Linked DNA regions of Homo sapiens: region 2 is linked to region 1. A link is an interaction called in ENCODE POLR2A ChIA-PET data of the cell type or tissue named here. Cell type or tissue: CD4-positive, alpha-beta T cell. All regions are shown on one strand. Each heading gives the region's core, and the rest is flanking DNA. Links, peaks and the distances in the headings are about the cores only.

The links. Peaks named below come from ENCODE experiments on the same cell type or tissue, not always from the same donor. Only the 100,000 strongest peaks of a DNase experiment are listed, where the experiment ranks them.
Region 2: POLR2A ChIA-PET joins it to region 1 with 16 read pairs; 4 of 35 experiments call an interaction of 5 or more read pairs at or near these places.

Annotation. Positions count from the first base shown.
Region 1 is chrX:102,594,954-102,606,945 of GRCh38, reverse strand. It overlaps ARMCX5 (armadillo repeat containing X-linked 5), which reads right to left and starts at 7,431. Exons shown (of 4, transcript NM_001168478.2): 1 at 7,099-7,431; 2 at 5,914-6,026; 3 at 5,437-5,482; 4 at 2,787-5,066. The coding sequence starts at 4,804. The coding sequence ends at 3,128. ARMCX5-GPRASP2 (ARMCX5-GPRASP2 readthrough) reads right to left here and starts at 7,431. Exons shown (of 19, transcript NR_146584.3): 1 at 7,099-7,431; 2 at 5,437-5,482; 3 at 4,969-5,066; 4 at 1,293-1,464. RefSeq lists enhancers at 7,132-7,181, 6,614-7,385. In CD4-positive, alpha-beta T cell, for the core only: no CTCF peak of the experiment used is centred there; a DNase peak (open chromatin) is centred at 7,435; H3K4me3 peaks cover 2,023 bases; H3K27ac peaks cover 2,425 bases.
Region 2 is chrX:102,716,219-102,728,210 of GRCh38, reverse strand. ARMCX5-GPRASP2 (ARMCX5-GPRASP2 readthrough) reads right to left here. Exons shown (of 19, transcript NR_146584.3): 7 at 7,390-7,677; 8 at 7,120-7,254. GPRASP2 (G protein-coupled receptor associated sorting protein 2) reads right to left here. Exons shown (of 5, transcript NM_001004051.4): 5 at 10,478-11,992. The coding sequence ends at 10,825. GPRASP3 (G protein-coupled receptor associated sorting protein family member 3) reads right to left here and starts at 7,468. Exons shown (of 4, transcript NM_001142524.2): 1 at 7,386-7,468; 2 at 7,120-7,254. RefSeq lists an enhancer at 7,602-7,661. In CD4-positive, alpha-beta T cell, for the core only: no CTCF peak of the experiment used is centred there; a DNase peak (open chromatin) is centred at 7,520; H3K4me3 peaks cover 1,099 bases.

The DNA of each region.
Region 1 (11,992 bases), core at 2,582-10,581:
ACAGACCACTATTCAGCCATAACAATGAAAGAAATCCTGTCATTGGTGGAAACATGGATGAACCTGGAGGACATTATATGAAATAAGCCAGGCACAGAAAGATAAATACCACATATTATCATTCACATGTGGAAGCTATAAAAGCTCATCTCATAGAAGTAGAGTGTAGAATAGTGGTTACTATTAGGATGGTGCAAAAGTTATTGTGGTTTTTTTTTTTCAATTAAAAGTTAAGAGAATATAGGGAAAGGAATGGGGTGGGAAAGGTTGGTTAACAGATACAAAATTACAGCAAGATAGGAGGAATAAGTTCTAATGATCTATATAGCAATGTAGGGTGACTACAGTTAACAATAAATAATTATATATTTTCAAATAGCAAGAAAAGATTTCGAATGTTCCCAAAACAAAGAAATGATAAATGTTTGAGGTGATAGAAACACTAATTACTCTGATGTTTAAAACTATACAACTTTTAGAAGAAAACATATGGGTATCTTTGTGACCTTGAATTTGGTGATGAATTCTTAGATATGACACCAAAAGCACCAGCAACAAAAGAAAAAAATAGATAAATTGGGCTTCATTGAAATTAAAAACTTTTGCACATCAAATGACATCATCAAAAGTGAAAAAACCTACAGAACAGGAGAAAATATTTGCAAATCACATAGCTAATAAGGGGCATGTATCCAGAATATATATATTTTAAAACTCCTACAATGCAACAATAACCAAAAACACAATTAAAAATGAGCAAAGAACGTAAACATACATTCTCTAAAAAATATACTCAAATGGCCAATAAGCACATGAAAAGATGCTCAACATCATAAGACTTTCGGGAAATGCAAATTAAAACCACAATGATATACTACTTCACACCTCCTAAGATGGCTATTTAAATAATAATGGAAAATAACAAGTGTCACCAAGAATGTGGATAAATTGGAACCCTTGCATATTGCTGACGGGAATGTAAAATGGTACAGGCACTGTGGAAAACAGCTGGTAATTCCTCAAAAAGCTAAACAAATCATACAACCCAGCAATTCCACGTCTAGGTATATACCCAAAAGAATTTAAATCAGGGACTCAAACAGATACTTGTACTCCAATGTTCACTGCAGCAATATTCATAAGAGCCAAAAGATGGAAACAACCTAAGTGTCCATCAACAGATGACACCTCATGAACAATCTAGGAGATGACTTCGCATCCCACAATTCCCATCCAAGGAGAGACCATCAACTTTGTGCTTTGACACAAATACGTACACACCCCACACTCACCCTTCTCTTTAGCTGATGTTGGAAAATTCCATAGCCATCAACTGATTAAGTGTGTGCTCCACAGGGCATTTGAGACACAGAATTATTTCCAAAGGGTCTGGTCCAATTGTATTTTGATGATCTCCAACACTGAGAGTAGTACCCACAGCTGGTATTACAGGCTACAGGAGTTCTGTGGATTAAAAAATGTTATAAAGAACTTCAAAAATCATCTAAATTGAAGTTTCACATTGCAAAAAAACTACCTTGCTTGTTTCCCTTAATGCACAAGTGTAGCTAACTGTGCTTCATTTAAACTTTTAGATGTACCACAATAGATTCACAACTGATCCTAGTAGAAATTAAACTACAGATAGCTATTAAAAGTAGGGATCCATTACACCATATTGAGATTTTCCACTTTAGACCTTCCCCTAAATGTATAAAAAGTTAGGAGAGGAAGGTCAACAGAAAGACCATTTGTATACTGATCCTAATATTTATATTTCCCAATTCTGGGCAGTAAATTAACAGTAAAAGAGGCAGGGGGTAGGAGAGGCAGAGGTGACCCCAAAATCCTAAACTATACATTGTCATTCTATTCCACAAATCCTTGCAGAGAACCTAGCTTTTGTTAAGAATAAACAGGACAAGCTTAGTATAGACAACATGGCTTCAGCTCTATAAACTATGCGAATAGACAGAACAGTGGGTTTTATGGGAATTAATTTCTTCCTAACTACGCACTTCTAAAGGAATTTGGTATCCTGTGGCTATGCCATACATAGAGCTGAGCTCTGACCAAAAAGAATCAGCACAAACAAGGGGCTGCTACCAACTGTGGTACAAATCACCAAGTCCAAACATTGGCCAGAAAACAAAGGTAAGGAGTAAACAGTCACCAGATGAGACAGACGAGATTATCTATGAAGCAGTTTCAGTAGGTAATCCCCAGAAAGACTCTCCTCTGAGGCCCAGGACTTCTGGGGGAGAGAATCACAGATGAAGCAGTAAATCTGATACCCCTGGATAGGGAGGGAGCTGTTGAAGGCACAGTGGGGCTGGGTCCCTTCAGAACCACACTTCCTGTGCAGCTGTCCATGGCTTACTGAATAGGGGTGAGAACCAGGAATCCTCTTGGGGTTAAAAAGCTTCAAGGCATCCTGATGAGACATTTTATGTGAAAAGCTGAGCACAAGTTCCGGAACTGAGACTACAATGAAAGCATCTGTATTCCCTTCCTCCTTACTCCCTTCCCCAGAGCTGCCCAGATAGGGCTTCATTCCTCATTTGAAGCCCTATCAGTAGGAGCCTACAGACAACTAATAGCACAGTCCTGCCTTCTTGCATAGAGTGATTCTACTTTTTAAGTATGTCGAAACTAAATAATCTGTCAATGTGAACTTGTTTTGTTTGTGCCCCACTACAGACACACAGGCAGTGTTCTTCACCATCTTTATGCTCTCTGTGCTTTATCCCCCCAGACTAGATTTCAGCTGAAGAACTAGGACAATATTTTCACCAGTTTTAGCATGCAACTTTATTAACAACATGTAAATAAAATCTCAAAAGAATACACATATCAATATAAAGCACAGAAGTATAGCTTACTCAGGATGAATAGATTCATTATCAGGTCACGTTGCAGAAATACCAAAAATATCTCAATTTATATACTATATAGCACAATAAAAATCAGCACATGTTCAGGATCTCAAGATTAATTGGTATCCATAAAATTGCCTCCCTCAATCAACATGGAAAACATAAGTATTGAATTTATAATTACAATATGCATTGGTTTCATATTGCAACTCCAAAAAACTGTTTGAGGCTTTATGAGAACAGAGGGGTATTCAGAGTTTTAGTATTAATCGTATGACTTTATCTCTCACTTCGGGATCACTGTGCTCTGCTAAGTCTTGGAGTTTCTGACCAAACTGTTTTGCTTCCTGGAATATTGAAATAAGCTCAGATTTAGTGAACTTTTCCTTGGTAAATAGCTTTGCCTTTGTTTTGAACTGAAAATTTATATTCTCAAATATTTCAATAATATTAAGAATATTGGCCTTTGACTCATTCTTGTTAAAGGGTGCAACCAATGATGACAGTACTTTGGCACTGATCAATTCTCTTGTATTGGCGTGATTTTTAGACAAACACGAAAACACTTTTAAAACATAAAACTTGGTTTTGACACTTCCCTTGTTTAACAAGGTGAGGAAATCTGGAATATAACTGGTAATCACATAGTGATCTTCAAATTTTATACTCAAGTGCCCTAGTAATTTCAGTCCAGCCAGCTGCACAGGGGAGTTCAAGGGGCAAGAGATTATGCCTTTACAAACTTGATGTATATATGACTCCCCTGATTTTGGTTCTTCGGAAGACTCAGAGCTGTCATCCACCATACTTAAAGCTCCAGGGTGTTCTTTAACATTGGGATTATTGACCAAGTTTTCAATCATAACAGTAATACCTACATCATGAATTATATCTTGAGTAAATGGATAAGCAGGACTGATGCCCATTATCATTGTAGCTATTTCATGAATGAAAGGATCCTTAGTTAACTTAAGGAGGGCAACAAGTTTATCAAACTCTTTAGGCTCTAAACTAAAGCCACGTGATTTGCAGTGGCAGGCCTTCGGATTAGGCCCATACTTTTCCCTTTGCCTAATCTGTTTTTTGATCTCAGCTAAGGTCTGGTAATAAGGCCCATGATAAGGTGGGATCTTGGTCAAAGGTCGAATCCCCAGAGGAGTTTCAATCAAGGTCTCAACCAGGGTCCAGTTTCCTTCTGGAGGCAAGGATTGCTCCCCTCCTTCAACTGGAACTAGGACAATATACCTGGCCCTTGACCATGCTATTACCTTTTGTTTTATAGTAAGTGTGGGTTTGTGTGTGGGCTTGGGCTTTTCCTGGATCTTAGGTAGGGGCTTATAAACTTGAAGAGAGGTCTCTTCTTCAGGCCAGAACCAGGACCCTACACTAGGCTCTTCTCCAGTCCAGAACCAGGAGCATATATTTTCTTCATCCTCATCACTGGATTTCATCCCAATGCTGGTCTCTTCCCTTCTGTCAGGTCTGGACCCAGTATTGGCCTTATCATGTGACTTGGCATAGGACCTAATATTTGCCTCAATGACAGCAACAACCTTGACTTCAGACTTGGTTACAGTACTGACCCTAGACATAGGCATGGCCTTTGACTTGGTTTGTGGCACTATACTGCGTTCTGCCAGGGGTTTTGTCTTAGTCTCAACCATGACTCTAGTCTTAGTTGTATCTTCCACCTTGATCACTTCCCTTGTCACAGCCATAGCCTCCCTGTAGGTCACTGTATGTGTCCTGGTCATTGCTCCATCACCAGCTTTGGCCTGGGTCACTGATTCTGTTTTCAGTTCTGCCTCAGCCACTGCCTCGGCCTGGGTTTTACCATTCACTCTAGCAGTGGCAGGACCACTGATTCCATCTTGCAGGCCAGCCTCAGCCTTTCCTCTAGCCCTTGCTTCTGTCCCAGAGTCAACCATGTTCCAAGTTTAACGTAAGGACAAGTTATATACCCCCACCCGTCTCAGCCTTGACTGAAGTTTTGTCCCGGTTGGTGTTTTCACACAAAGTCCAGTAGTCACTCTGTCCCCTTTCCAACTACAGGCTCTGCCAGTGATATAGAAAACATGCAGAGGAAGCTCACTCAAGGTAGGGAAGGATGGCTGTGCATGGGCCCAGCCCTGTGGAGGGTGGTGGTCTTCAGCCACTCCAAGGCCACCAGATCTGCCACTGAAGTAGGACCTAGGGGTGGAGGAAGGAAATGGGGCTTTGAGTCTCTTCCAACTTTTTTCTCCTCATGCTGATCAGCACAGGGAGACAGGAGAATATGGTGATTCAGTGCTAGGTGAGAGAGGTAGATAATTAGCAAACTCTCTCTCCCTTCATTTCACCCACTCCCTACACTTCCAAGTGCCATCAGCCTTCTTTCCAGTCACCAAACAGGAGCATAAGGAGTAGGAAAACTGGATGAGAAGCTGAGGAATCCCTTTAGTGGTTCTTGACCCCTGCTGGAGCCAAGCAGCTCTCCACTACTCCATCCTACAGGTCTACCCAGGCAATCCCCACACTCATACCAACCTGCACTGATCTGGAGTAACTTTCTCCTCCTTACCTTGCTTCCAATGGTGACAAGCCCTACAGCAGATCTACAGGCAGACCTATGGACAAATAAACAAACAGGAGAATGTGGAAACTGATCTCCTGGTGACAGACCTTGGTCCCTTGCCCTTATTCTTGCCTTTCCAGATTTTGTCTAGTGTTTCCCTCCTCCTATCCCCTCTCCCCCACTGCTTTGTTTCAGGGCTACTCCTCCTCCTCCTTCCTATTGCCCACCATCTTCCTCTTCAGTGATTGCCCTAGAATGTCCCTCGTTCAGATTAGACTAGGTTCAAGCGTGAGAGCAGGACAAGCAGTGGAGAGTGGGAAAGGCAGCTTAGCATTCTGTACCCCCACAACTTACCAAGACTCCCAACTAAATCAGCAGCAGCAGGGGGTGGGGCAGATGGGAATAATTGGTAAAATGACAAAACAGAAGAGATGGAATTCTCTAGTCGAAGTTGCCCCCCTGTCCCTGTACCTTTACACCAACCTTAACAGATACAGGGCAATTTTCTCTTCTTCGTAATTTCCTAGTTTTAAGTTGGGTGACCATTTTACAAAACTTCACAACTGACAGTTCCACAGACCTGGGGACAGATCTACCTACAGGGATTCACAAAAACAGAGACCAATAAATGAAGACACAGGAGACAGTTGAGGCTGTTTTTGGTAGAGACCAGCACCTAGGGCACAGTTTCTTTCTGGATATAAGTACCTGTTTGGCAAACATTTTCTATCTCCCCTTTTTCTCCCACTCCTAAATCTCCAAGCCCCTCTGCTCTATTCTCAAAGTCTGACAATTCCTATACAGAGACAACTCAAACATCCCTACAAGGTAGTAGTAGTGGTGTTAGTAGGGACGAAATGCCTAGACAAACCACGGAGGCTGGGGAAAAAATGAAAAGTATTTATTTCCATATTTCATCTGGGTTCCTATGTTTCCTTCCTCTCTCCCAAAGCCTATCATTTTCTGCAACATAATGCGGGTAAGGGAGGACATGTTAGGAAAGCTGGCAGAGAGTTCTGGAGGCTCCCTTACACTCCTGCCTACTCTAATCTTAGCCATCTACCACCTCCAAGTACTGCCTCCCAAGTACTGCCCACTCTGTACAAACCAGGCCAATTTTCTTTTCCTTCTCCTCTCCCCTTGAGGTCTGCTGTCCCCTACAGATCTTTACAGAAACATGGAGTGCTGCAAACTTAGGAACAGATTTACACATAAAAACGCGTGATACACACCCAAAGAACAAATGAAAAGACAGAGAGAGAGACGTGGTTATTAATGGTCAGACCAGTAACCAAGACATGAGACCCTTTTCAAATCCAGAGCCTTGATTATCAAACATTTACAACCTCTTTTTACATTCTCTCCCTCTCAGGGCTCCCCAGACAACTGTCCTCGCCTGTGGAAGTAGCCCTCTCTTCCTCATCTAGTCTGCCTTTTCCCTGCTAGAAGCTGCAACCTTTTTCTTCCCAAGCATGGTCTGAGGTGAACCGAGTGTATGGAAATCAAGCTAGCAAAAGGTAGATCATTTTTTTTTAATTGTTGTGTGCCATTCCAATTACCCATCTCTCTCTCCTTCTCACCGCCCGCCTCCCATGACCAGGTCGCGTATCCAGTGTTCACCTCTGATACCCACATCCACCCCCAAGCGATGCGCACCTTCTCACTGACCTTCTCTGCTTGGATCAGAGGCAGTTTTCTTATTTCCTTGCCTCGAGGTGCTGTGTCATACAGCAGCAGGAACAGACAGTCAGACACAAGGACTCGAGGCAATGGCGGCGGCTGTGTATGGGGATTGACTCGGCACCTGGGACTCAAGACGAGATAACCGCTTTATCAGATTAAAGACTGCGATTGGCAAACTGTTGTCACTTTTGGTATTCTTTTCTCCTTCCTGTTCCCAGGGCTCCTCAGAACCTCGCGCGTAGTTACCATTTAACATCTACCTTTTCCTCCGCAGACGAGGTTCTTCCACGTCCGCGTTACCCACAACGGCAGTGGGAGGAGCTAGAGCGTAGTTTATGGGGATCCGGCTTATGGAAGCGGAGTGATATCAGGCTTTGTTTAGCGCCGCGACTCTTTTCTGTCGGAGGGCTCCCTGTCCTGTACCCTGTGGCCGCTTCAGGTATTGGAATGCGCAGGGACGAATTCCGGATATAGGGAAAACGGCGCTGGAACAAGAGAGGCAGACAAATACCAGAGTGTTTCTGTATTAGTTCCCCTTTTGCGGGAGCTCCCCCCACCAAGCCTACCATTCTTTCCTGAACTGAAATGCACATGGGTTTCCAGCTGTGGTGTCAGGAAATCTCTTCTGGCCTGACAGGCGGAAGTGTTCCAGTCTTTCGAAGTTCGTTCTCCAAACACAGAGGCCCACTGAAATGGGCGGTCTCGGGGTGGGGCCCAGGGTAGGAAAGTCAGCAAAGAGAGTCAAGACTGAGATAGGAGGATACATACTAATCGATTCCACAAACTTTGTGTTCCTTCGAGTCCTCCCTCCCAGCCCTTAATTTTCATTTTCTTTTTTTTTTTTTTAAGTTCTAGGATACATGTGCAGGATGTGCGTGTTTGTTAAATAGGCAAACGTGTGCCGTGGTGGCTTGCTGCACCAATCAACCTATGACCTAGGTATTAAGCCTGGCATGCATTAGCTATTTTTCCTAAGGCTTTCCCTCACCGCCCCCCACAACCCCTGACAGGTCCCAGTGCGTGTTTTTCCCCTCCCTGTGTACATGTGTTCTCATTGTTCAGCTTCCACTTATAAGGGAGAACATGCAGTATTTGTTTTCTGTTGCTGCATTAGTTTGCTGAGGATAATGGCTTCCAGCTCGATCCATGTCCCTACAAAGGACATGATCTCATTCTTTATTATGGCTGCATGGTATTTCATGGTGTATATGCACCACATTTTCTTAATGTTATCACTGATGGGCATTTGGGTTGATGCCACGTCTTTGCTATTGTGAATAGTGCGGCAATGAATATACGTGTGCGTGTATCTTTGTAATAGAATGATTTATATTCCTTTGGGTATATACCCAGTAATGGGATTGCTGGGTCAAATGGTATTTCTGGTTCTAGATATTTGAGGAATTGCCACACCGTCTTCCACAATGGTTGAACTAATTTACATTCCCACCAATGTAAAAGCGTTCCCATTTCTCTGCAACTTTGCCAGCATCTCTTGTTTCTTAACTTTGTATTAATTGCCGTTATGACTGGTGTGAGATGGTATCTCATTGTGATTTTGATTTGCATTTCTCTAATGATCAGTGATGTTGAGCTTTTTTCCATGTGTTTGTTGGCCACATAAATGTCTTCTTTTGAGAAGTGTCTGTTCATGTCCTTTGCCCACTTTTTAATGGGGTTGTTTGTTTTTTTCTCGTAAATGTAAGTTCCTTGTAGATTCTGGATATTAGACCTTTGTCAGATAGATAGACTGCAAAAATTTTCTCTTCTGTAGGTTACCTGTTCACTCGGATGATAGTTTCTTTTTCTGTGCAGAAGCTCTTTAGTTTAATTAGATCCCATTTGTCAAATTTTGCTTTTGTTGCAATTGCTTTTGGCAATTTGCCTGTGCCTGTGTCCTGAATGGTATTGCCTAAATTTTCTTCCAGGGTTTTTATAGTTTTGAGTTTGACATTTAAGTCTTTAATCCATCTTGAGTTAAATTTTGTATAAGGTGTAAGCAAGGGGTCAAGTTTCAGTTTTCTACATATGGCTAGCCAGTTTTCCCAGCACCATTTATTAAATAGGTAATCCTTTCCCCATTGCTTGTTTTTGTCAGGTTTGTCGAAGATCAAATAGCTGTATATGTGCAGTCTTATTTCTGAGTTCTCTATTCTGTTCGACTGGTCTATGTGTCTGTTTTTGTACCAGAACCATGCTGTTCTACAAGGTTACTGTAGCCTTGTAGTATAGTTTGAAGTCAGGTAGTGTGATGCCTCCAGCTTTGTTCTTTTTACTTAGGATTGTCTTGGCTATACGAGCTCTTTTTTGGCTCTGCGTGAATTTTAAAATAGTTTCTTCTAATTCGGTGAGAAATGTCAATGGTAGTTTGATGGGAATAGCATTGAATCTATAAATTACTTTGGGCAGTATGGCCATTTTCACGATATTGATTCTTCCTATCCATGAGCATGGAATGTTTTTCTATCTGCTTGTTTCCTCTTTGATTTCCTTGAGCAGTGGTTTGTAGTTCCCCTTGAGTAATGATCTTACTGCTAAAGTATGTCTATCAACTGATAAAATTTTAAAATCATCATTCATTTTCATAATAACTGCTGTTTTATGACTTATGTAATTATCTTAGGAACATTTCAGACATTTGAAAGATCCAAAGCAGAAAAGGTATCTTATATACACCTTAAAAAATGAGGATATCAGAGAATAACCTAAGTATATTATTAGCGCCAGGCTTCATTTCTCTTTTTTGGGTGGCAGGCGCTATGAACAGTAAGTTGAAGCAAGGAGAAAAAAAAATGCCCTTGCTCCAAGATTTTTACTTGGCCTTCAACTTTTAGCCAGAAAGCCCATTGGAGATTCAAGTTGATTTTTATTGTTAAAGGAATACTCATACTTCTAATCTTACATTCTACCAAAAAGAAAAGTGACTTAATGCTTTCTCTAAGTACACCTCACGGCATTGCTTGAGAGCTGAAAGATCCAACACATGTTAGCAATTGTTAGTAGCAATTTTAGGTACTTAATTATCCATTCACTATTAATCACTTGGTGCATATTCTTCAGATTGTTTCTCTTTCTGTAATGTATTCTCAGATATCAAAACACTCCAATGTATAAACATGTAAAATACATTTCTTTGCAAAATCGTGATTACCCTCTGAGTAATATATTACCTTACCTCTTTTCCTTATTATGATATCTCTGGATTTTTATTTGCCATTTCATTTGGTTGAGCATATTTTCAAATATTTATTGTATATTTACATAGTTCTTTGTGCATTCTGTTATTATTTGCCAATTTCTCTATTTGTTAAGAGATCTTTGTATGCCAAGCATACTAACCCCATGTCTTCAATATAGATCATAAATATTTTCCTACACCTTTTTTGTGTGTATGTATGTATGTATATATGTGTGCATATATATATGCACTTATAAATAATTTATATTCTATTTATGCACAACTTGTGTATGCTATATATGGAGAAAGCTATACCAAAGACATTGATATGTAGTTATATGTATATAAAGCCATATGTATATATACATATATCTCTATACATAAGACATTTCAAATTTTATAGTTTTTTTAATTTTAAAATGTAGTATAGTTCGCTATTTAAGAGCAAATACAAACAATATACGTGAGGACATTGAAAGTCTATTGAAAGTCCACATGATGGGATAGAAAAATATTGGGATGTTTAGTATTTCCAGGGCTTGAGTCCCTGAAAAGTAATTCACAGTATTTTTTCTCTGGGGAAAGTCACTTCTCGTAACACTTGATATGAGTCATGGTAATAAAAATGGTAGGATCAAGGGAGATAAAAAATGTATAATACCTGGAATATAGTATTTCTAAAAGTTTTAATACCCTACCCCTTACTTCAGTTTTTCTATGTCAACAACCTGTGTTTCTGCCTGAATGACACAGCACCTCAGGGACTAGTCATTACCCATGACCCCCAACACCTAGGCCTCTTGGTACAGGGAGCAGGATTTCACCTACACCATCATTATTTTCATCATCAATAGAGTTGTTAAGTTAGTGAGGGCCACATCTTGGATGTGAACATGATGATATGAACAGTATGACATGGCTTTAGGGCCAGTACTCTTAACCACTGCACCACAGAACCTCTGTCCCAGAGATACCATGATCGCCAGAATCAGTGAGCATTTATGTGGTCACTCTCAACATCCCCTGTGGCCTATGTGCTGTGAAATATCAAGATAACCACTGAACAAGGTCTAGGTCTGTGTGGAAGTTATGATGACCTCTGTAAAACTGCATTAATGTATAAAAGAGAAGGGAAGCCTCACTGGAGATGTCAGAGTCTCCTTGAAGAGGAGCTGTACCCAGAACAATGGGCAGGACTTATGGAGGCTGGATGGGTAGAAGGGAGAGGGAGTCTAGTATGACTGGAGTGAAGACTGGGGTCCTCTCAGGTGAATAGACAGGGCTCAGAGATAACTGACTGGACACTACAGGGGTCTGAGGTCATCCTGGTGTAGGACCAATTAAGGAAAGAACACATTGGTTTCTACAGGATGCTACATAGTTCCTTTATACAATGAATTGGCACAAATGTTAGTAAGAAGAAAAGTGCCCATGTATCTGCCAGTCATTCATGGCGGCAGAGAAGAACCAGGAGCACTGAGAGTAGTAAAGATAAATTGCTGTTCAGTTTCCTAAGCCTTCATTAGTAGGAAGTGGATTTCAAAGGAAATTGTTTATAATTAATCAAACCTGTCCGTCTGAAAATTATATACTCCCCTTAAATTTTCTCTGACTCTAAGTTTCATGGACTCCAATCTACCAGCGAGTTTTTGCCTGCATTCTGGGGTCATATTCTCAATCAGAGCACTCTCCTCATGTGTT
Region 2 (11,992 bases), core at 2,960-10,959, 120 kb before region 1:
AATATATATATTATTGGTAATGAAGTCTGAGGAACTGTAACTTAATGCTAGGAGAGAAAAGTTGTCTATGTCACTACCACCACCACCACCATCAAGAGGCAGTGCATGATACTATTAGAATCTATAGTTTACATTAACTGCCTAATGATTGTTAAGTGCTTGCTTAGACTAGAGTAACTAGTTTCTGAGCCCTGGGAGTACATTCTAAAGGGAGTTTGTACAGAAGAGTTGGGAGTACCCAGATTTCAGAGCCAGACAGTCCAAAGTCTGAATACAGACTTTGTCACTATTTGTGTAACTTTAGCAAAGGTACTTAACGTCTTTATAACCCAGTTTCTTCATCCTTAAAAGGGAGCTGGCATTAACTACTTTACAGGATTATTGTGTATACTGAGAAAACTATTTGATATCCTGCACAACATGTGTATATCAGATCTTTCTAGTTCTTTTAAAATTTCTGATCTATTCCTATTATGGAGTGGGCTGGAGAAAGCAAGAAAGAATAGATGAGAACTACATGGTTTTTAAAGGTCATAATTGCTAAGTCAGTGTCACTGTGCTCTTTGTGCTGTAGCCTCAGTGCTTTGTATATTCTGTGTTGCTTACCATAACCCTTTACTAAAAGGATGCCATTTTTGCATAGTTGCCACTGCAGGTTACTGACTTTCTCCTCCTTTTAGTCACATGTCACAGAGAGGCTAATTCCATTTCCAAGAGTGAGTCTCTTTGGTCTACGGATAATCTATCCCCTTGGTACTCTCTTGTTTAGGAAGAGGCATTGATCAAATTCCACTCAATGTGACATTAGGGGAAGGTTACAGATGGACTTCTGAGGAAAGTGTCCTCATTCATAAGACAAAGTCATCAGAAAAGATTGTCTTTTCTTCTTCCTCAGGAAGTTGCTTACCTCCTGGAATTGTTGTAGCCATCAAGCTATCAGCCTTAGGACGGAAGTTGATATTGTGAATGGCAGAAGAAAGAGACGGAAAAAAGCTGAGTCCTTCGCTGAATTAAACAACCATCAAGGCTGCCCTACGTCAGTACTTACAATCATTGGATAATTAATTTCCTTATTAAGTTAGTTTTAGTTGAATTCCTTGTTATATGAAAATGGAACAATCCTAGATGTGCTCAGGCACAAAACAGCTCTTCAGTGAGTAAGAATTCCTGACTTGTGTCCATCAGTGAGCATCAGTGAGCACCTACATCTGCAGTAGCAGAACTCATGTTTCCCAGGAAAGAAAAGCCAGAAATTCTCAACACGTGTCCTAATGATTGCTAGAGGTCTGACAACTGTTTGGCTTCTGCTCCAGATTAAAAAGTAAAGCTTTAGGCAGAAGCCAAACTCTGACTTATCTAGGAGGTCCAGAGGTACATTAAATACTTAAGATAATAGATAAACCTAGTTTCAATTCAGAGGATCATTGTGTGAAGGTGCACCCTTGTGAAATATCCAGATTATAAAGATATCAAAGGTTACCTGCTTTCAGTTCAGGGGACTGTGCTGATATTGAGAAAGACACATTTACAGTGTCGACAGTTAGAACAATATGATTAATTTTCCCAGGTGCACTAAACAACAAAGGTATAGAAAGTCGTAGATACTTGAGATTTATCCAGAGTTGGGGTTTCTCCAGGACAGTGGAGCCAGGCACTAGAGGATGAGGTAGAAGAGTAGTAAAAATAAGTACTGTGATGGGCATTGGGTTGGGAAGGAAGGAAAGGGTGGAATAGGCTGATAAACAGGGAAAAAAGGATAAGGGACAGGAGGTCTAACAATATTCAGGTTTAATTTCTTTATGATAAATACTTTGCTACAAGCTTTGAGGAACAGAAGATCTGATTGTAAAAACAGTTACAATGATCATGGATGCTTTTATTGATAACTAGCACTGGAGGAATATAGACATAGCATAGAAGTAATGCACATCAGCTCCAGATTCAAACCACAAAGGTGGGAATGTCACCTCCTCTGCTAACCAACTCAGTGAGGTTGGCTAAGCTACTTAACCAATGTGTGCCTCAGCTTCCTCATATGTAGAATGGAAACAATAGCAGCACCTACCTCATAAGTTTGTTTTGAGGATTAACTAAGTGAATACATTTAGAGCCCTTAGTAGAGTACCCTGGCACATAGAAATCACCCAATAAATCCAATAAATCTTAATATTAACACAAATTACTATTTTAAGTAGTAAACATTCAGGCTTTGCAGTCAGACAGACTGGGGTTTGAATCACACTTCCAGAGTCCAAGCTTCTTTCTCTATGCTTCCTGTCCCTCAACACTAGTTCTATGTTATTCATTAAAAAATAAAAATAAAAAAATAAAAAGACTCTGATGCATGGTATAAAGAAACAAGTGGGATGGGCGCAGTGGCTCACGCCTGTAATCCCAGCACTTTGGGTGGCCGAGGCGGGTGGATCACCTGAGGTCAGGAGTTCAAGAGCAGCCTGGCCAACATGGCAAAACCCTGTCTCCACTAAAAATACAAAAATTAGCCGGGCATAAATTAATGGTGCAAAAATCAGTGGTGTGTGCCTGTAATCCCAGCTACTAGCGGGGCTGAGGCAGGAGGATCGCTTGAACTTGGGAGACAGAAGTTGCAGTGAGCTGAGATCGTGCCACTGCACTCCAGCCTGGGTGACGAAGTGAGACTCCGTCTCAAAAAAAAAAAAAAAAAGAAACAAGTGGCCAAGTGGCAAATAAAATATTGTGTAAGTACAAAGAATGGAGGAATTACTTCCTACCAAGGGGCAAGGGATAAGGGCGAGGAGGTATCAGACTTCAAAAAGGCCCTGGCATTTGAACTGAGCCCAAATGATGTTTCCCATAGACAGAAAAAGGGTAAGAACATTGAAGATTGAAGGGACAGCATGTGGGAAAGGCATAAAAGTAGTAAAGCACACAATACAGTTGGGAAAACAACAGATTTTCCAGTGGGGCTTGACTGCAGGCAAAGTGGGGCAAGGCCTGGAATAGTGTGAGGCACTTGAGAACAAGAGCTTCTTTCTTCATTTCATTCTAGTCCTGGCCTTGACTTGGAAGAATGTTATGAGAGATGGAGATAGAAAGGCAGACTTGTATTAAAGGGTGCAAGGTTGTGAAAGCCTTGATAGAAAATCTGGTGGTATTTTATAGATGAGATCCCATTGAAGGTTGCTCTTTTGAAATTGGGGGCAGAGTTGAGAATTAGTGGCTGCTAAAAGTCCAGACTAGACAGATGAAAAATTCACTCTGATACTATCCCCACACAACAACATTTTAGGCCAAGTGACATCTGAAGTAGCCTCTATTATATAAAGTAGCCCATAATATTTATCAAAAAAGGGAGAAGGAACAAGAGGACTGAGTGAATGATGAAGTTTTTATTTCAACTACACCCCAGAAAAATAATTGAGGAAGGATTCTACCCGCTACAAGTCAGAACAAAGGCAATCATCATTTTGCTTGGATACACACACACACACACACACACACACACACACACACCAGTCACCCTGCTCTTCGGCTGAGATTAAAAAATTCTACAGGCATAAACTGTTTAAGTATCTGCTTTGGAGTACATTTGGGACTTAGAAGTATTTAATCAGGCCACAATTTGAAGTTTTCTAAATATAAATGCAATACCCACAACAGGAATTCTAGGCTAAGGGAGCTGTGATAAGAAAAAAAATGATGACAGGATAGATGGATAGATAGATTAGATAGATAGACACATAGATAGATATAGATAAATAGATACATAGATAATTTTAAAAATTATCTAAATTACAGGTACATGCCACAAAAACAGACTGCTTTTTTCACCCATAATACACTGTTGGGTCTGAATCCTTCATTTTAACTTGTTGATGTAGAATACACAGCAAAGGTAAGCTTTATGTATATTAATCTAGGTGTGGCTGCTAAAACTAGGGAAAATTACACTATTGTTCTGATATCAAATATTTGAAACCAACTACTTGGAGTTAGCATTGGACTCCACAGGTTTAAGGGCACAATCACCAACAATACTGCCCCCACTTTAGATCAGATACCAGCCCCAATTCTCAGGAAGCCACCCATGCTTCTGACTGACCACTTATAAATTCAGGAGTTCCTATGACATTATGAGGTTTCATAATTAACTGAAACAACTCGTAGAACTCAAGAAAAGTGCTATTCTTATTATTACAGTTTCATTTAAGGATATACACAGGACAAGGTCTGAAAGCATTCTGGACACAAAGCTTCCATACCCTCTCCTTATGGAGTCAGGGTACACCACTCTCCCTAGAGAACAATATGTTCACCAACCAAGAAGCTCCACTTATCCCTGAAGTTCAAAGTTTTCACTGGGGTTTTATTACATAGGCAAGATTGATTAAACCATTGGTTGTGATTGAACTTAATACCTAGCCCCACTACCTTCCCTGAAGGTTGAGCTGGCCCAAAGTTCCAACCCTTTAATCACATGGTTGGTCCTTCTGGTGACCAGTCCCCATCCTGAAGCTATCTAGGGGCCCACCATAAGTCACTTCATTAGCATAACAAAGATACTCCTGTCACACAGGAAATTCCAAGATTTTTTGAAGCTGTGTCAGCAACTAGGGATAAAGATCAGCTATATTCTCTATTATACCACACCATACTTGAAGTCTTCTCTGTTGACATACTCGAAAAAACACACAGAGACAAGAGACAAGACAGCTTGAGTAGAAAACCATAAGCTGAATGCTGGCCCCAGTACTTATATTATCAGAATTCTGGAGAGTAAAGAGAAGAAAATAATAGGAGAGGGTAGGAGACGAGGATGCAGTCCTAGGGACTAATCTCTACCTATGATTTTGCCCCACATACCTTGTATCTATCCTAGCTTTTAAGTCTAAATAGGAGGGCTTAAAGTAGTAGAACAACATAGTTTCAACTCTATAAACTTGGTATAAACATAAGGATAGGAGTGGGATTAGAAAAAGTCATTTCTTCCTAGCAACACTTTCTTACACTGACTTTGTATGTATTGTGATATATGAAGAAATCAGCATTTGATCTTTTTTATTTTGATTGAAATTTGAAATGAGTTATTTTTAAAATTTTTTAAAATTTTTAATTCACATGGATATGCAATATTTGTACATATTTATGGGGTATAAATTATATTTTGATATAAGCATAGAATGTGTAATGTAATTGAGATATACATCACCTTAAATATTTATCATTTTGTTGCACTGAGGACATTCCAAATCTATTCTTCTAATTATACTGAAATATATAATAACTATTGTTAACTATAGGCACCCTATTGTGCTACTGAACACTAGATCATATTCCTTCTAACTGTATTGTTGTACCCATTAACCAACTCCTTTTTATACCCCATCCCCAATACCCTTTCCAGCCTTTGGTAACCATAATTCTTTGTCCCATATTCCTGGCATAGAGCTCCTAGAACCCTTGCTATTTCCTGATAGGGATAACGGAAGCATCTTTTGTTACATGTGGCTTTAGTCTCAAGTTCTTGACACTAAGACCCTTGGAATCTCTGGAGTGATAGGTGTCTTTTTTTATGTTCCGAGATGACTGGTGGGTGCACTAGATAGCTTCAAGATATGGATGGTCACCAGAAAGACCAAGGCATGATTAGAGGGTTGGAACTTTCAGCCTCACCCCTTGACCTCCAAGGAGAAGAGAGGGGCTGAAGATTGAGCTAATCACCAATGGTCAATGATTTCATCAATCACGCCTATGTAATGAAACCTCTATAAAAATCCCAAATGTCTGAGAGGTTCCAGGTTGGTGAACTCATTCATATTCTGGGAAGGTGGTGTACCCCAAATCCACATGGATGGCAGCTTCTGCATTTGGGACCCTTCTGGACCTTGCCATATGTACCTCTTCATCTGGCTTTTGATTTATATCCTTTATAATGAACCAGTAATAGGAAGTAGTGTTTCCCTGAGTTCTGTGGGCCCTTATAGCAAATTATTGAACCTGAGGAGGGGGTTGTGGGAACTTCCAACTAGTAGCTAAGTCAGACAGAAGTGTGGGTGACATGGAGATCCATTACTTGTGACTGTTGTCTGAAGTGAGGGAGGGCAGTCTTATGGGAATGAGCCCTTAACCAGAGAGGTCTGCACTAACTCTGGGTAGTATCAGAATTGAATTAAATTGTAGAATACCTAGCTGATGTCCTCAAAGAATAAGAGAATTGCTTGGTGTGAAAAATCCACACATTCTGTGCCAGAAGTATTGTGGGTAGAGGAACCATTTTCTTTCACTTGGTACCCAGTGGGTGCATGGGGTAGGGGGAAAGGAGGATACTCGATGTGAAAGAGGACAAGGACTTACCATGGGGCTGCTACCTAGGATGGGACCAAAGAAACACATCCTAAGGAATGAGCAGAGATCACAACACAAGAGAGCAAAGGGTATGCAGAGGGAAACTTAGGAGACTATCCATGAAGCAGTTTCTGTAGGTGGTCCCCAGAAAGACCCTCCTCTGAGGCCCAAGACAGCAGGGAGAGAGAGCTCACACGGAGTAGCAACCCACTTTGTGTCCCTCAATGGGAATGAGATCCTGCTGCATGGGGCTGAGATCCAGGAATCCCCTTGGGGGTCGAGAAGCTTGGAGTATCCTAATGAGAAATCCTAGGTGAAGGGCCCACAGCATCTAGGTTTCCTCCCCTCGAGTCTATGTCTCCTCCTCCTTTTCCTAGAACTGCCGGGATTGAGGTTCATTCCTCTCTTGCATCCCCAGCCAGCTGGAGCCTTGGAGCAAAAGGCAGATGTATGTGTTCTCTTCTGCCCTCCTCCACCCTCCGCCAGTTTTGAGCTGGTATCAGCCATCCCCACTGCCTGAATACTGCCAGTAAGAAGACAGAGAGTAGAATGAGTGCGGACGCATAGCTCACGGTTCCCATCCCCACCCCTGCCTTTCCTGATCCAGCACCACAGGTGTTCACGAATTGTCACTTCACCATTTCCCCGCTCTGGGCTCCCCTGAAGCCAACTCCATCCATATGCCCACCTCCCCCACCCACACATACAAACACAGGGCACTGGGCTGGGAGCCTTGGGATGAGGGGTCAAGGGTGTTCAAAAGGCAGGAGGGAGCAGGCGGATCTGAGGCATTACCTGCACCCGCATCTAGTCTCAGTCACCACCTCTCAGGGATGCCATCTGCCGTCCTTGCACCCACCTCCTCCAACAGCAACCGCTGCTCCTCTCCACGAACGCGTCGGGCAGGTAGACTCTCTGCTTCTTGAGCTCCTGGACAAAAGACAGACGGGCTAAGACGCTCCCGGTTGGCTGACGGATTGTTTCCTTTACCAACAAATGCTGTAGTTCCAGTCGCCTGAGAAATTAGTTTTCAGGCTGATGCAGCATGGAAAGACACCTACCTACCTTAACATCCCGCCGTTCCTCCCACGTTCTGCTCTGCGGAGCACAGGTGTCGTCCGCCTCTCAGGTCTTTTCTGGATGCAAGAAAACACTCCTCTCGGCAGGCCTAATGCAGAGCCTGGTCACATGACCCACCGTCAGCCCCACGTGACTGCGCAGTCAGCTTGTTCGCCGCAGTCCTGTACCATGGATGACAGTCTTCTGCCTCTGGGGTGCTTGCTAGAAGATCCTGAAGCTCCTTGGCCAGACAGCTGGAAGGAAGGCTGGCCTTTGCTCTGGAGGACCACTCGGCTGGCGAGGAACATTCGATGAGGATTTGGGAAATGAAGTGATTTTTAATATTTTGTATACGACTCAAGCGACATACTAAAACACACACAGATCTGTCTTGAAAAATGCTGGTAAGCAAAACAAACATTCAAACTCCAATTTGCACCACCAGGATAATCCCTGTTAAAACTTATGGCTTGCGATGGGAGGCAAAACTGCCACTTCCATATTACCTTACCAAACTAGGATCAGGTGGGGAAAAAAAGCATGTTGCACTGTCAGAAAAATTATACCAAACTTAGATAAAGTCACCTTCAGTTACTGGATGTCATTTCAGGGCAGTGCAGGATGTCTATTGATTTACCTATTTTTCAACTCTGTAGACACTGATGTTAACATGTAGATATTTTATTCAATAAATATGTAAATGATTTATGTCCAGTGCAATAGAAAACCTTAAATGTTACAATTTATTGCCCTGTAAGATATTAACCCGTTTTATATTTAACCTGGCAGTGTTATTCTAACATTTATTAATTTCCTATGTGTTTATGAAATTCAATGTTTTGTTTATATCTTCATATTGTGTATATTGTATATACACATATACCCTTCAACTGTTTTCTTAATCCTAGCAGTTGTTGATTGTGTTGAAAAATCTTTCACATATTCTTTTTACATTTACATGAATTGTAATTTTACCTTTGAAAATTTAGAACATTCTCAGACAAATAAATGTTATGTCTAAAAATAATAAAACATTGGATATTTCTCGTACGTCTGAATTTCCTCTCCAAACCAACATATAGCCCTGTCTTCCAATTCTCCTGACTGAAGGTATTGTGTGGTCATTTTTTAAATTATCGTGGCAAAATACACATAACATAAAATTTAACATTTTAACCATTTTAAAGTATACAACCCAGTACATTATCAATGTTGTACAACCATCACCACTATCTAGCTCCAGAACTTTGTTGTCACCTCAAAAGGAAATGTTATGTTTTTTACGGTAATAATTATGTGAAAAAGGTGCCATTTTTGTACCATGAACAGACTAATATTAAACTTAACACCCTTGGTAATTTTTTTTTTTTTTGAGACGGAGTTCTGCTCTGTCACCCAGGCTGTAGTGCAGTGGTGCGACCTCAGCTGACTGCAACTTCTGCCCCCCAGGCTCAAGCGACTCTCCTGCCTCAGCCTCCCCAGTAGCTGGGATTACAGGCGCACACCACCATGCCTGGCTAAGTTTTTGTATTTTTACTAGAGACAGCATTTCGCTATGTTGGCCAGGCTGGTCTCGAACTCCTGACCTCAAGTGATCCACCCACCTCAGCCTCCCAAAGTGCTGGGATTACAAGCGTGAGCCACCGCGCCTGGCCCACCCTTGATTATTTTATTTTATTTTATTTTTTTTGAGACAAGGTCTCACTCACATCACCCATGCTGGAGTGCAGTGGTGTGACTATGACTGACTGCAGCCTCAACTTCCTAGGCTCAAGTGATTCTCCTACCTCAGCCTCCTGAGTAGCTAGGACAAGTGCGTGCCACCATGCTGGGCTAATTTTTTTTATTTTTAGTAGAGACAAGGCATCAATATGTTGCCCAGGCTGGCCTTGAACTCTTGAGCTCAAGCAATCCTTCCGCTTCGGCCTCCCAAAGGGCTGGGATTACAGGTGTGAGCCACTGTGCCTGGCCAATTTTAATTTTTATCTTGAAAACGTTTTATAAAAAGCTAGTCTTTCTGATAGCTCATTCATTTACAACTTTTCTAAATGATATTATCTCTAATCATTTTTTAACACTTATAGTTTATTCATTTATATAATTCTGTCCTTTCCGGCATGCTCATCTATAACTCAAGGCACAAAATGTAAGCATATTAATTTTTTAATTTGTCTTATTAATGTTTGTATCTCCCCAACGCCTGTCTCTAAGCATTTTTTAACAAGGTATATATTTTATTCCAGACTGTGTTTAGAAATTCATATTGAAATTGCATAGGAATTGTGTACATTTACAGATGTTTTAAAAATGGAATCTAATTTTCCATACATGATGTCACATTCTCTGTTTCACCAAATATAAAATAATTAATGTCCTTTTGTGTCAATAAACCTATCCATACATAATCATTCCAACGGCTGCATGGTATTTCCTTAACACTTTCCTTTGTCTAGGAATATAAAGGAAATCATATTCCCCACTCCATTTAATTGTGCTATCCTACTCTTTCAGCCTTTAGGTGGCATTGAAGTAACACCTGTACTTTGAATTGTTAAATATGCAGATTTGGCTTATTCTGTTCCCCAAATTGGCCTCTTCCCAACTTTCTAACTGCATTTCTCATCAAACTCCTTTTACTTGTTTCAAGCAGACTGGGTTCATCCATGCTACTAGAACAGATTATTCAATTACACACTTTTCTTCAAACCACCACTGCCCACTTCCAAGAGCAACCTAATGATTTGTCTTATCCTACCCTTAGGCAAATCCCAGGGCTAAGATGGTAATTTAAATGGGTCCTATAAGAAGTATTAATTTTAGGTTGCTTGTTGGGAAGGCTCATAATTGGGCAAGCAGGCGGGCAAGTTGTCTTGCTCTCCTATCCTGACCAATTTGTTCTATCCTGACCAATTTAAGTGGGTCCCTCTTCTCGGAAACATTCCTCAAGTATCAGGGCCCACAATAATCTCTCCCTTCTTAACTCAAGAACAGAATTTTCTAATAAGCGCATGTTTGTCATACTAATAATTACCTATGTTTGTAAGTGCACACGATTTATCTGTACATGGTTCTTAAACTGAAGAAGGGTCACTTATGCCAATTTTAACATAGAACTTTATTGAAAACACAGACTCAAATAGAGAACCATATATTTAAACAACGAATAGCAGGGTAGCTTACTTAGGTGACACAGTTCATTGAAAACTTAATACTGAAAAATACCGCAATCTGGACAGCAAGACAAATATCAACAAATGTGTTTTCAGTTTTGATATTCATTTGGCATCCACAAAATGATCCAGCTCAAAACAAGAGTTTGACAAAGTTAACATCAGCATTAAAAAATATAAGTTACAACAAAAAAACAGACTGTGAACACCAAAGCACTACTCAGGGCTCTTTGGGAACATAAGGCTGATCAGCGGCAGGTGGTTAATCATATTAACTTTGTTGTCCCACCTCAGGATCATTTTGGTTGTCTATTTGGGCTTGTAGTTGCTTAGCTAACTCCTCAAATTCACGAAATGCAGAAATAAGCGGCTCAAGACTGAAATCATCATCAATTAAGGACATCTTTCCACTTTTTATAATGTTACTGATATTCTGAAACATTTTAATAACAATTTGAATATTATCATTTGTCTCTTCTATGTTAAAGAGACCCACAAATATTGAAAGAGCTTTGGCACTGAATAGTTTTTTTGCCACAGCAGGATTTTCAGACAAATTCAATAGCATTTTCAGAACGTGAAACTTCGTTCTCGCATTGGCTGTGGTTAATAAGGAGAGAAACCCGGACATATAGTTGGCAATCAGTGTGTGATAGTCAATAGTCATAGTGAGGTGTCTAAGCATCCTTATTCCAGTCAGCTGCTCAAGGGAATCCACACTATGTGCAAGGGTTTCCTCACACACTTGACATATGAATGTCTCAATCATGTTTAGATTTGGATAAGGTGGAGCCATGTGAATCATATTTTCCAAAAAACTTGTCCTAACTCTAGAGGATGGATAATTAAGCAAGGTTTCAATAAGTGAGACAACACCTGAATCTCGAATGAAATCTCGGGTAAATTGAGAAGCACTTCTCATACCCATTGCAATTTTAGATATTTCATGAATAAAAGGATCCCGAATTTTGTCCATTAATAAAAGGAATTCTTCAAACTCTTCAGAACCAATTTTCAGCTCACATTGTATGCAGCTGCAGGACCAACTCTCAGACTCTGCACTCTCCCTGGCCCTAAGATGCTCTCGAATTTCCCGGACTGACCGGTAGGAAGGATCATACTGAAATGTGAACTCAGGACTAGGCTGATCAGGCTGAAGCAAAGATTCCTGCTCTTCTCCTTCTGGGCTAAGTTCCAGGTTCTTGGGCTTTGCCTCAAGCATTTCAGAAGCCTCTTCGGGAATTCCAAAGGGGCTTGTGGATCGGAAGCCAACCCCATGAAAAAGACCAGGTTTGAATTCAACAGTGACCTCGTCCCAGGTTTGGGGCCTGGAGGATGCATTAAGCTCCTCAGCTGCATCTCTGAACCTATCACTGACCTTGTACACAGGACAGGGATTTAGGTCAAAGCAGGCCTCATCTCTGTCCCAGAACCAGGAC